2 separate regions of the Homo sapiens genome follow, and region 2 is linked to region 1. The links are chromatin contacts, found by Hi-C in ENCODE. All regions are on one chromosome and are shown on one strand. Each heading gives the region's core, a stretch centred on a gene start or an enhancer-like site at or near the end of the contact. The rest is flanking DNA. Distances are from core to core; before and after follow the strand shown.

Evidence for each region. Hi-C counts contacts between places; a loop is a spot of excess contacts on that map. Pooled maps may share reads with other maps.
Region 2: a pooled map shows a loop between it and region 1 (16-fold over the local background). The contact joins the promoter of ZNF470 here to the promoter of ZNF616 in region 1. A Hi-C loop is called at or near these places in 4 of 50 pooled maps.

Annotation. Positions count from the first base shown.
Region 1 is chr19:52,137,948-52,144,250 of GRCh38, forward strand. ZNF616 (zinc finger protein 616) reads right to left here and starts at 1,991. Exons shown (of 4, transcript NM_178523.5): 1 at 1,785-1,991. It also overlaps the pseudogene RPL37P23. RefSeq lists an enhancer at 1,587-1,826 and silencers at 1,947-2,226, 2,237-2,286.
Region 2 is chr19:56,562,064-56,568,717 of GRCh38, forward strand. ZNF470 (zinc finger protein 470) reads left to right here and starts at 5,405. Exons shown (of 6, transcript NM_001001668.4): 1 at 5,405-5,975. It overlaps ZNF470-DT (ZNF470 divergent transcript), which reads right to left and starts at 5,958. Exons shown (of 2, transcript XM_047439806.1): 1 at 5,010-5,958. The coding sequence starts at 5,958. The coding sequence ends at 5,020. RefSeq lists enhancers at 5,085-5,134, 5,145-5,354, 5,735-5,844.

The DNA.
Region 1 (6,303 bases), core at 741-3,240:
AATCCATTAACAAAACAAAAAACCAACACTCTCAACTCTCCTTCAAAGACATACATTGTAGGCCTGTAGAGGTGGTTCACACATGTAATCCCAGCACCTTCAGGGGCTGAGGAGGATGGAGTGCAGCTGAGAGGCTGCAGTGAGCCGATATAATTTTACCGCACTCCAGCCTGGGCGACAGAGACCCTGTCTCAAAAAGAGAAAAAACAAACAAAAAACCAAAGATACATCTTGTAGTGACAGTCAGTCATTTCTTGCCTATTTCTCTCCTCCTCCATCCTCTACTCCCTCCCTGGAAAGAAGAGTTACAAAATGACTGAATCAAGTCACTGCCCTGTGGCTAAATAGGGATTCCAAATATCTTTTGATATAAACAAATACAAAATGCACAAGCCTTGTAGAAAAGAGTGGTAATTTTCATCCTCATGAGTACAATTTAAAGAAACAAATTTTAAATTAGAGTATAAAGTCACAAATCAATACATTAAAACCACCATCCATATCCAATCAACTCACAGCTCATCTGGGTGGGGTCCTCGCCCACTCTCTTCACTACTATGTGTTTCCCGCTCTCATTCTGCACGTCTTTTTTCCCTTTGCTGTTTTTCTCCCCTTTCTTTATTCCCTCTTTTATGTCTATTCTGCCCAATGCTTCGAAATTTATTTCACCTCTTGTTGCTCTTTCTCCCCAAACTTTCCCATTGTCCCCAGCCGCCACGTATTCCTGCCTCTTTTCCCCCATCTGAGCTCCCTGTCTGCTCTCCCTGTTAAAATCCCTCTTCCCTGTTAAATTCCCTTTTCCCTGTTACATCTCCTTTGTTCCCACTCTCTAGCACCCCCAACTTCCTAGGCTTCCTCCTTGCTGTGGTTCTCCCTCTACTCTCCTTTGTTACCCACTCCCCTCTCCTTCAGTCCCAGCACCACGTGGCTCTGTCAGCCGCGGCTCCGACTCTTACCTTTTCCGCCCCCCGCGTCTGACTGCAGTGCCTCCTCCTTTGCCGCCCCTCTCTATTTTGCTGCCCTTCAGCTCCCTGAAGCTCTCCCTTTTCCCTAATTTCTTTATGTGCTTTTCTCCCCGTGCTACTTTCTCCATGCGTCCTCTTGCACTCTTGCTCTCTTTGCCAGTACCTAAATTATCATCCATTTTGCCGTGTACTCATTCTTTTCTCCCCAGTTTTTCTTTCTGTCCCGTCGCTCCCCCTCTTTTCCTCTCCTGATCCCTCTCACCCACACATTCAGGAGGAAAGGGGAGGAATACGATGCCCACCTCCCGGAAGAGCACATTTTCCAGTGGAGTAAAAATTTGGGAAGGAACGACAGTGGGTGTCACAAGACAGACTCGGGTGACCTCCTGCAACGCGGAGTCAGGAAAAGCAGTGGCTGTGAAGGGGCAGCCTGGGGAGGGGAAGGACCCGGCGTGAGGAGGACACTAGGTGGCGCGCGGAGGACACTAGGTGGCGCGGGGGACGGTGTCTCAGGACAGGGAGGGTCTGCAGAATCCCAGGACCTGGGAGAAGAAGCGGCTCCTTCAGGAGCTGGGCAGCGGGCGCTCCCCTCCAGGCGTCGACAAGGGCGAAGCTCGGGGGTCTCGACTGGTGGGAATCCACCTCGCGAGGGAGGACTTGACTTCGCCCGGGGCCGAAGCAGGGGTCAATGAGAGTTTTAAGCAGGAACACGACCTGAATGGGGTTATCGACATGGTTATCTACATGGCAGAAAGGCAGGGGGCAAGGAACAGCCTGAGAGAGATTTTAAACCGACAGGGAAGCAATTCTCGGACTTACGTGGGGAGAAGTGCCTGTTGCAGGGGCGAAGGGGCTATGGGTATTTTAAGGTCCGTAGCGATCCCCAGATCACTGGTACGGAGAAGTGAGGACTGCAAAGTGCACGTTTAATCCAGGCAGACGGAGCGAAGTAATGTTTAATCCACGTAGACTGAAACACACACACAGCGATAAGGCCTTTCCCTGGCGCAATCTGCTTCCGGGAGTGACGGAAACTGCTAGCGGAGAGAAAAAACTGGGAGGCCAGGGGGCGGGGCCTGGGCGAGCCGCGACCAGCAAGGGGCGGGTCGGAAAGAGGGGCCTGACTCGGGGAGGGACCCTGAGAGGGTGGAGCCGGGCCGGAGCGGCAGTGGGCGTGGCTAGGTGGGGCGGGACGGAGCCGCGGCGGAGGATGGGGCGGGGTTTCATGGGGTAAGCGGGGCCGAAATAGAGCCTGTTATTTACTCTGGTTCACAGGCAGCATGTCTTTGGTTTTCTGACTACTTCTTGTCCTGTGAAGCAGCGTTGCTGCCTGCCTATTTTAAGTTAATGTTTCAAAATTTAAGGTTAAAGCTTAAAGTTGTGGTCCACTTATATTAGAAACTAAGATGATTTCTTAACAAGTTGAACTAAGTCAAAACCGATTTTTACAAGCTTGGTGGACTCCATCCACTCTTGCCGATGATGCTGAAGCTACTCAATAGTCAGGGAACTAGGATCTCGCTGGGGATTTGATGTGGAGCCGTGGCTGGATCCAGGAACCCGGAAGACATTATGCCAAGCGAAATATGCTAGACACAGAAAGACAAATACTGCCTGTGCTTTTACACGTGCAAAGTACAAACGTCAAATTTACAGTAACAGATTAGAAGGGTGGTTACCAGGGCTGGGGGATGTATCCTATGCCTTTATCACCATTATATTTTGGAAGCAGATAACTTCTCTGGCCTCACAGATTCACAGCTGGGCAGAAATTTTGCCTCAGGATGAATCACACCTTGATTCTCACCCATGTGTGGTTCAGATAATATTTAGGGGGTATTCTGCCCTAAGAGCTGATACAGGAATGGATTAAGACTTTTGAGAGTTGATACTGAAATGGATTAAGTCTTTTGAGATGGGCCAGCAGTTTTGGAGGCCCAGGTGGGCAGGTCACTTGAGCTCAAGAGTTCAAAACCAGCCTGGACAGCATCGTGAGACCCCCATCTCTACAAGAAATACAAAAAGTAGCCAGGCTTGGTAATGCACTCTTGTAGTCCCAGCTACTTGGGAAGCTGAGGTGTCAGAATTGCTTGAGGCCAGGGATTTGAGATCATCCTGGGCAACATAGCCAGACCTCTCTACAAAAAATTAAATTATCTGGACATGGTGGCCTGCACGTGTGGGCCCAGCAACTCGGAAGGGTAAGGAAGGAGGATCATTTGAGCCCAGGAGGTGAAGGCTGCAGTGAGCCATGAGAAGAGGAGATTTGGTTGGGTGCAGTGGCTAACGCCTATAATCCCCACACTTTGGGAGGCCAAGGTAGCAGGGAGCTAACTTGCATTCTTCTGTTAGCTGAGGCGTTTGATGATAAATGAAAGCAGAAAGTTTGTGACTTATTTACGTTCTTTCCACAGAAAGGCCATATGTCCTTGGCCATAAAGAAAAAGAGACCTACAGCTTATCTGCTTCCTCTATTTTTTTTTATATGTTCTGGACCATGAAGAAAGATTTATAGCTTATTTGCTTTATCTCTTTGCTTTCTCCTGGTCCTTTCAGGCTGACTCCTTTTCCCCAATTAGGGCTCCACAGACTCTACCCTCAAAGGGCATTTTTTTCTCACCCTCCTATAAAATCCCTCCCACAAATAAACCAGGATCCTATTTCCCAGCATGAAAAGTTTGTTGGAAAAAAAACTGAGGCTGCATGGGACCTTCTTTCTCTTCTTCAAAACTACTTCACCTCTTCTCTCTTTTGTCTCTCTCTTCCTAACTGCCCTGCACAATTCTAGGTCCCCAGTGAATCCTTGGGTTGACATGCAAGGGAAGAACCCATAGGGAAAGGAAATCTCTGGCTTTCAGAGATAACTTTTTGGATATCTGGATGCATTCATAACCATCCTTGTGTTACCAGAAAGGGGTCCTGATCCAGAACCTGAAACTTCCATTGCACAATTATAACTGAGAAAATTATTACAGTGAAAGAGATCTGACCTAATCAACTCCATCTTGCTTTTAACCTCCAAGCTGCTCTTGTTCATTCCTGGGCATAGGCTGAACTAACTTTGGAAGGAACTTAGTTTATAGTTTGAAACAAAGACATTAACAGCCCTTTCCCAAAACAAACCCCCTTCCTGCTTGGGGACTAGACTGCCTTTGTAAGACTAACAAATTAGGCACAAGGTGAGAGATGATGGTTTAGGAGTCATGTAGCTGGAGGCTACAAGATTCTCACCCTTCCCAGATTGTTCCTGGGGATAACATTACTATTATAAAACCTAAGATCAGTGCTTGAGATATTTTGCATTCCCTGCACTTGATGGATCACCTGACACCAACCCAGATCCATAAACTGGCTCATCTGGTCTTGTGACCCCACCCAGGAACTGACTCAGTGCAAAATGACAGCTTCAGATCTCTATGATTTCGTCTCCTACCCAACCAATCAGCACTCCCGACTCACTGACACCTACCTATCAAATTATCCTTAAAAACCCTGATCCCCGAGTTTTCAGGGAGACTCATGTGAGTAATAAAAAAATTTCAGGTTCCTGTACAGCCAGCTCCACATGAATTAAACTCTCTCTTGCAATTCCCCTGTCTTGATGAATCAGCTCTGTCTAGGCAGCAGGGAAGGAGAACCTGTTGGGCAGTTACAACCAAAAGGGAGGGTTCTTGGATCTCATGCAAGAAAGAATTAGGGGTGAGTTCACACTGTAAAGTGAAAGCAAGTTTACTAAGCAAGTAAAGGAACAAGGCAGGGTGCAGTGGCTCACGCCTGTAATCCCAGCACATTGAGAGAGGCTGAGGTGGGCAGATTGCTTGAACCCAGGAGTTCAAGAGCAACCTGGGCAACATTACAAAACTCTATCTCTACAAAAAATACAAAAATTAGCCAAGGGTAATGGTGTGCACCAGTAGTCCAAGCTAGTTGGAAGGCTGAGGTTGGAAATTGCTTGAGCCTGGGAGAATTTTTTTTTTTGAGGCAGTGTCTGGCTCCGGTCACCCAAGCAGTAGTGCAGTAATGCCATCTCGGCTCAGACTCTAATTCAACACGGAATGTTGAGCTTCTGAGCGTGATATAGCGGAAGTGCCTTCTCTTCCGGTCTCTCTGGTCTTGGCCGCAGAAGCCAGATGACGAAGGGAACGTCATTGTTTGGAAAGCGTCGCAATAAGACGCACACGTTGTGTTGCCGCCGTGGCTCTAAGGCCTACCACCTTCAGAAGTCGACCTGTGGCAAATGTGGCTACGCTGCCAAGCGCAAGAGAAAGTATAACTGGAGTGCCAAGGCTAAAAGACAAAATACCACCGGAACTGGTGGAATGAGGCACCTAAAAATTGTATACCACAGATTCAGGCATGGATTCTATGAAGGAACAATACTTAAACCCAAGAGGGCAGCTGTTGCAGCATCCAGTTCATCTTAAGAATGTCTATGATTAGTCATGCAATAAATGTTCTGGTTTTAAAAAATACAAAAAAAAATACTGAATGTTTACTCCTGAAACTTATGATGCCTAGGTTGAGAAAGACTCAATTTTCCTCATGCTAAATACTTTATACATGTCCTTTATTCATGCATACATAGGACACTTTACACAATATAATTGTTGAAAGTGCTTCTGAAATACTGTTCAAATTGTCTATAATATTTTTACACATGCACTATAAAAATTAAATTTATCAGACAATAAATATTAAATAATTTAATAAAATTGCATTTTTCAAAGGCTCTAACAATGCATATTTGAGTTATCATATTAAACATTGTATTCTATGATTTTTCAACTGTAATATAATTTTTTTTGAGATGGGATCTTGCTCTCTTGCCCAGGCTGCAGTGTGGTGGTGCAATCACGGCTCATGCAGCCTCCACCTCCCCAGGCTCAAGTGATCCTCTCACCTCAGTTTTTGTGTTTTTAGTAGAGATGGGGTTTTATAATGTTGCCTAGGCCGGTCTCAAACTTCTGGGCTCAATCTGTCCACCTCAGCCTCCCAAAGTGCTAGGAATACAGGCATGAGCCACAGAGCCCAGCCAAAACTACATTTTAAAAATAATTTTTTATCATTACACACTCCACTAGAAACCATTTAACCCAATTTATGGACTTACATTTCTTCCATTGAAGAACTTGAAGGATCCAAAAATCGAGGTGACATTCTCAGATTTGTGTGGCAAAAAAAGAATAGAAAAATAACAGATGCAAAGAATGTGTTCCACCAATATGTGGAGGATCCCTTTTATTTTAAGTTCAGGGAAAGCATTGGAATGATACAAGAAAATAAACTGAAATTGTATAATGTGGAAACAAGAGCTCTGTTGCTAATATGCAAGTTTATC
Region 2 (6,654 bases), core at 4,155-6,654, 4.4 Mb after region 1:
ATTTCAATTGTAATAGCAGCTACTATAATTCTAATCAATATAATACCTTTGACTAATGATAGAATTCCTATTTTCCCTGAGTTATAGAGTAGGAACTGTGATGGCGTGTTAGTTGCCTGTTGTTGTAACAAATTATCCCCAAACCTTAGTGGCTGAAAACAGATAGACGTTCATTACCTCAGTTTCTTTGGGGAAGGAATCTAGGCACAGCTTAGTTGGGTGCCTCTGGCTCAAGGTCTCTCAGATGGCTACAGTCTTAGCTGTGGGCCAGTGCTGCAGTCATCTGAAGATTTTGTTAGAGGATAATCAGCTTTCAAGCTCAAGTAAGTGGGCAGGACTCAGTTCCCTACAGGCTTTGGCTGGACATGTTGGTTCCTTTCCATGTGGGCCTCTCTGTAGGGCAGCTTACAATATGGCAAGTGGCTTCCTTGAAAAGTGAGTGAGCAGGAGAGGATGCCCAAGATAGAAGATGAAGTCCTTTTGTAACCTAATATTAGAAGTGATATCCCCTCATCTTTGTATTTGGTTAATTAGGAGTCACTAGGTTTAGCCTACCTTCAAGGGGAGGGGATTACAAAATAGTTTGAGTAAGAGGAGGTGGGGAACTTTGAGAGACATCGTAATGGCTGTCCACCACAGTCTTCCTCCGTCCCCACCTCCCAGTGATTCATTTCCCTTCCAGATGCAGAATACACTCACTCCTTCCAAGGCCCCTCTCAGAGTCTCACCTCATTACAGGATCACCTCAAAGTCAATAATCTTGTCATCTAACATAGGTACAGGTGCTAATGAAGCCCATAAGATATACTTTCTTAAGTATGGGTATTGATCTGCAGACCTTTAGACTTAAAGAAAATAAAGAACAAGTTATCTGTCTCCCCTCCTCCACCACCCCTAACCGATACAGTGGAATCACTGCTCCATAGCAATTCTGAAATCTAACCAGACAAATGTTTGGAAATTCCTTTATTAGGTCACATGGCCTGGGATAATTATCCACCATCTGAACTCTTGGTTCTGCCCTCTGAATCCTTTTTTCCTGCAACGCATTTGCAGTTCAATAGCTTTTTTTTTATTATTATACTTTAAGTTTTAGGGTATATGTGCACAACGTGCAGGTTAGTTACATATGTATACATGTGCCATATTGGTGTGCTGCACCCAGTAACTCGTCATTTAACATTAGGTATCTCTCCAAATGCTATCAATAGCTTTCTTAGCTTGCTTACTAGAGTTTTAGGAATCTAGTGGCGTCTCTTCATTTTGTGCTGTCTCTGTCCCTCTCACTCCAGTTGGCAGAGTTTCTACTGAGTCTTCTGAAAATGTTGTGGGCTTCATGAGAACCTCATTGGGGTTCACTGCACAAGACAAAAGCCACAGCCACAAATCTCTTTGAGATAAGCTTCTTAGAGGCCTAATTATTTGAATAAGAGTGTCTGTCAGGTCGCCTTAATCTCTTTACAGAGCTTTTGTGTGGTTAAATAGTACTGAGATACCAGCTTTGGTCTTTCTGAGGTTCTGGATTTTACAGCCATGCCCTTAGTTTTTATCTAGACCAGTTTTCCTAGCAGTAACTTGGATTTCATTTTTGCTTGGAAGCCCTTTCTTGTTTTTGGCATTGTTTGCCACCTACAGAGGCTAAGAATTTTCAAAATCCTAATGTCCTCTTTGTTAACAGTTATTCCCTCAATTTATATCTCTTCTTTTGCATGTTTCTGTAAGCAGCAAGAAAACAACAGCAACAGGACATTCAGCACATTCCTTGAAAATCTTAGCTACGTCACCCAGTTCTTCTTCCTGCATTAGCTGCAAATAACAGGCTGCTAAACTTTCTGCCATTACATAACAAGGACCCTCTTTCCTCCAGTTTTTAATGGAGTATTTCTCACTATCCTTTTAGCCTTCACCAGCACTTAAGACCCAAAATTTCTGGACAGTCCCTTTTCTATACAAGTATTGGACAAACTCCAAGCATCCCAACAAAGGCTTTAGCATTACCTGTCTCAGTGAGACAAGAGTTGGAGATTGAGTTCAACACAGTGAACTGCCTACTAAAAACAAAATTCAGACGGACTTTTTGTCTGTAGAGACAACAGAGTCTCTACAGTGTGTTACTCATAGAGTAAGAATTATTAGATATGTGAAAACATAAGCCACATTCAAGAGAAGAAAGCAATACAAATCCTTAAACACTGGTATTAGCAAACAAGAATGATAAAGCCCCTATTATAATTATTCTGAATGACATAAAGGAAAATGCTATTAATGGATGAGCAGATGGGAATTTCAGCAAATGAGTAAATCAGTTTGAAAATGGGAATTCTAAAACTAAGAAATACAATGTTTGAAAGTAAAAATCCACTGGATAGGTTTAACAGGAAATTTGAGGTGGCAGAATAGTTAATGAAGTTGAATATAGATAGAAATTATTTAATCTGAAACAAAAAGGATTGAAAGAAATTAAAAGGACTGAATAGTGCTGGTGATAATGTCAAAAGGTGACTTGTGATAATGCTTTGTGTTCTCTGATCTTCCTAGATCTGTGGTTTGGTGTTTGTTTTCTTGCTTTTAGAGACAAGGTCTTGCTTTGTTGCCCAGGAGGGAGTGCAGTGGCAGGATAATGGCTTGCTCAAGCAATCCTCCCACCTCAGCTTCTCGAGTAGTTGGGACTACAATTACACAGCACCACACCCGGCTAATTTTTGTATTTTTTTAAAGATGGGGTCTCACTATGTTGCCCAGGCTGGTCTCAATCTCCTGGGCTCAAGCAATCCTCCCACTTTGGCCCCCCAAAGTGCTGGTATGTATCACAGGCATGAGCCACCACACTGGCCTGGTGTCCTGTCATTAATTTTAGAAAATTCTCAGTCATTATTCAAATATTTTCTCTCCTTTCTCTCTTCCCCTCCTGGTATTCCAGTTACGCATATATTTCACCTTCTGTAATTGTCCCATGGTTCTTGGATATTCTGTTCTTTTTCTTTTTTCATTCTTTTTTTTTCCTCTTTGTATTTCAGTTTGGGAAATTTCTATTAACATATCTTCAAGCTCACCCATTCATTTCTCAGAGTGTCTTAGTCTGAGGGGCTCACTAAAGGTAATCTTCATGTCTGTTACAATGGTTTTCAATTGCTAGGATTTCCTTTTGATTCCTTCTTACAGTTTGCATCTCTCTGCTTACATTACCCATCTGTTCTTGCATGTTGTCTACTTTTTCCAAGATGCTTCTCCTTCTGTGGGCTTCCCTAAGAACTCCTTCTTAAATAGAGTCTGTGCCTTGCAGTTTTCTCTGTTGTAATCTACTGTTATTGACCAGAGCCCCATTAGTGTGGCAGTGAGGTACAGTGGGGAGGGAAGCATTCTATAATCTTATTATTAAATACTATTTTTCTAGTGGGCTTGAGGCCTTGGACTGTGATCTTCAGAAGCACTTCTTAGCCTTTCAAAAATCCTGCCTTACTGAGACAGACAGGCTATAGAGGGACTGGAGCTGGCCAATTGCCTCTCCCCAAGGTCCAACAAGACTCTAGTAAGTAGTTTTTCTTGGAGTGCAGGTGTTTATTATGGAAAATGTGGTGCTTACTTTTCTCCTCCCCTTGCCCAAAAACCTGAGATTTTTCCCCATTCTTCACTGAGAGAATTTGATAGGGTTTCTGGAGGTAAAATTCACGAAAGTGTGGGGGCCCATCTAAGATTGGGCCCCTAGGAGTTTTTAACTCACAAGTTAGCCCACACTAAGCCTCCAGCAATTCATCAAAATTATAAAAAATAAAAGTTTTTACCAGTTTATAACTCCAGTGGCTTCTGCTTCAAGTAAGCTAATCTTGGCTGTAATTTTATGTATTTTTCTTTCTCGGGATTTTGGGGTGTCAGTTACCTTTCTATCTTCAGTTCTCTGATGGATCTAAGAAAAGTTGATTTTCAGTTTGTTGAATGATTTTGTTGTTGTGAAGATGGGAATGAAGGCTTCCGAGCTCTTTATATGCCAGAGCTAAAATGAGAATATTATCATTTTCATCCAACTCAAATAACCACAAACGTTACAAGCTCTAAGATGATATTTGCTGTTTCATAGTTAAAGTATCTTCACAGCTAGACTTGGCTTTATTATGTTGTTTATGATGTCTGACATAAATTGGATCCAGGAGAGTCCAGTCTAGATGTCACTGTGTGGCCTTGGGTGATTGAGTGTGACTGGGAGGGTGAGTTAGTTTCTGGTGAGCCAGTATCTATGATGCTGTATCTTGGTCAGCTGGGGCTGCTATAACAAAATATCATAGACTAAGTGACTTGACTAAGAGACTTTATTTTTCACAATTCTGGAGGCTGGGAAGTTAAAGTGCTGGCACATTCAGTTCTTGGTGAGGGCCCCGTTGGCTTGCAAATGGGTTACATCCTGCTGTGTCCTCACATGGCCTTTGCTTGGTGGTTGTGTAAACATGGAGACCCCTCCTTCCTCTTTTTTAATAAGTGCACTGACCCCATCATAAGGGTATCACCCTTATGACCTAATCTAAAACCAGTTACCTCCCCAAAGTCCCACCTCCTAACGTCATCACACTAGGGGTTAGGGTTTCACCATAGTAATTTTGGGAGGACATATTCAGCCTATAACATGTTGTGTCATGGTGAGACTGGCAATGCTAGATTTCGTGATTTCCTAAAAAATAAAATAAAAATAAAAAACTAAGCACCTACTATGTGCTGTTTTAGTCACTGAGAATATAACCCTGAACAGGACGGAAGCTGTGTGCCTTCTTGGAACCCTCCTTCCAGCAGGGAGAGATAAAATGGGGTGGGGGGAGGTGAGGGGCGTACCGTATATCAGAGAGCAGTAACTAGTAGGCATGAAATAAAACAGGTTCCACACGCGCACCATCAGAAAGTCACAAGTGTGCAAAGCAGACAAATCCCAATCTCCTCACTTTTCTATCGCGTAGGCCCCGCCCGCGCCCCAAGCCCCGCCCTGTCATGGTTTTCCTCTCCAGAGGGTAGCCGCTACGCCTTACCGACTGCGTTTCAGTGCTGTCCCACTGCTCCTGCACACCCCACGCCTGCGACCCTACCCACCACGGACAGGCGCTCCTGCGAGCTGGAAGCCAGTTCTCTGCGTCCTGAGCCTGGCAGCTGCATCTGAACACTCGGAGCCTGGCGATGGCTTCCAGAAACCCCTGCGCCGTGGGTCGCTTCAGTGAAGGGGCCTGTACTTCGGCGACCCAGACTCCGGGCTGAGAGGCCTCCTAATCCAACCAGGAGGACCAGGAGAGGCCCAAAAGGGGACACAGGGCAGTGACCGCCAGGCTTGGAGAGGAGCCGCTCCTGGCAAAGCCAGCGCCCTATTTCTGAACGCCGCCTCCGTTCCGGACTACACTTCCCAGGGGCTATTGCAGCGGAGGACACGCCCACTTCCGGAAAGGACCCAAAGCCGGGCGAGTGCACGTCCCGCCGGTTGCTGAGGAGAAGGGAGGTCTGGGCGGGGCAGCGGCCGAGGCTGGACTGGGGCGCGGCGGGGGCGGTGTCCTGGTTCCTGTGTGGGCGGCGGGCGTGAGCGTGCGCGTGTGGCCTGGTGGCTGTGAGTGCCCATACGTGGTGAGCGTGCGGTGCTGTGCTGAGGAGGGGCGAGCGCGCGCGGGGATGGCGGCCCGGTGTGTGACTGTCCGGTGCGTGGCCGCGAATCTGCGCCTGCGTGCATGGCCCGGCGGCGTGCGGAAGGCGGTGTGTGTTGGAATGAGTGAAGCACTTTAAGTGGCCAAGAGCAGGAAACCCGGCCGGAGGAGGCTTACCCCGTTCTCCCCTGTATCGACTGCGTAGAGCCCAGTGTGGGCAAAGTCCTAGAGCCCGGGGAAGTTGCCCGGGCGGGGCAGCCTCGGCTGAAGCATTTCCTGTCAGCCCTATCTGGAAGGGGCAGAGCCCAGGACAGGGCTCCATGTCCACAGGACGGCGAGGAGCGAAGACCATGGGGACTGAGTACACAGGTAAGAGTGACAGATGACGGATGTGGCTGCCGGAGTGGACATTGAGGTTTTGGGTGCTGTCTTTCGGGGTTCAGGTGCTGGAGGAGGATGTCCCCCGTTTCTAAGGCTAGTGGACCTGGAAGTCGAAAGATTTGGAGGGTCACCTTGGGTCAGAGTGGAGCTGGGTTTAGTTAGGGAGGGACCTTGACTTGGCCAGAGACACCTAACCAGATAACCTGACTCAGGTCCTTGGTATATCACTAAGGGCCCATGGGAGAGAACACTACCCGTAATATTACCCATTATAGCATTACTTCTGGGTACTCTGCTGCTGTTGAAGGAATAGCTCAGCATTTAGATTTTTACCCGTCAGAGCCTTGTCCCATCTATCACTGTAGGATTTGGGAAGAAGGCGAGATTCACAGCTTCACCCAGAAATGCCGAGGCATTCCAGCCTTTCTATGGCTTAATCACGTTCTAGTCAATAACGGAAGATATCCCCATTCCTTGGGCTTCTCTCCCTCCCCTCTGGCCTCCCACTCCAATAAAGAGAAAGGGGGAGGAAGGGCTATTTTTAGCCATATTGTTCTGTGCTTGTTTAGTTTCCTGCATGCTATAGTAATAGCTAATGTTTAATGAGTGTTTATTATGTGCCAGACACAGTTCTAAGACCTTTTGGGAGTATCAGCACCAAACTTCA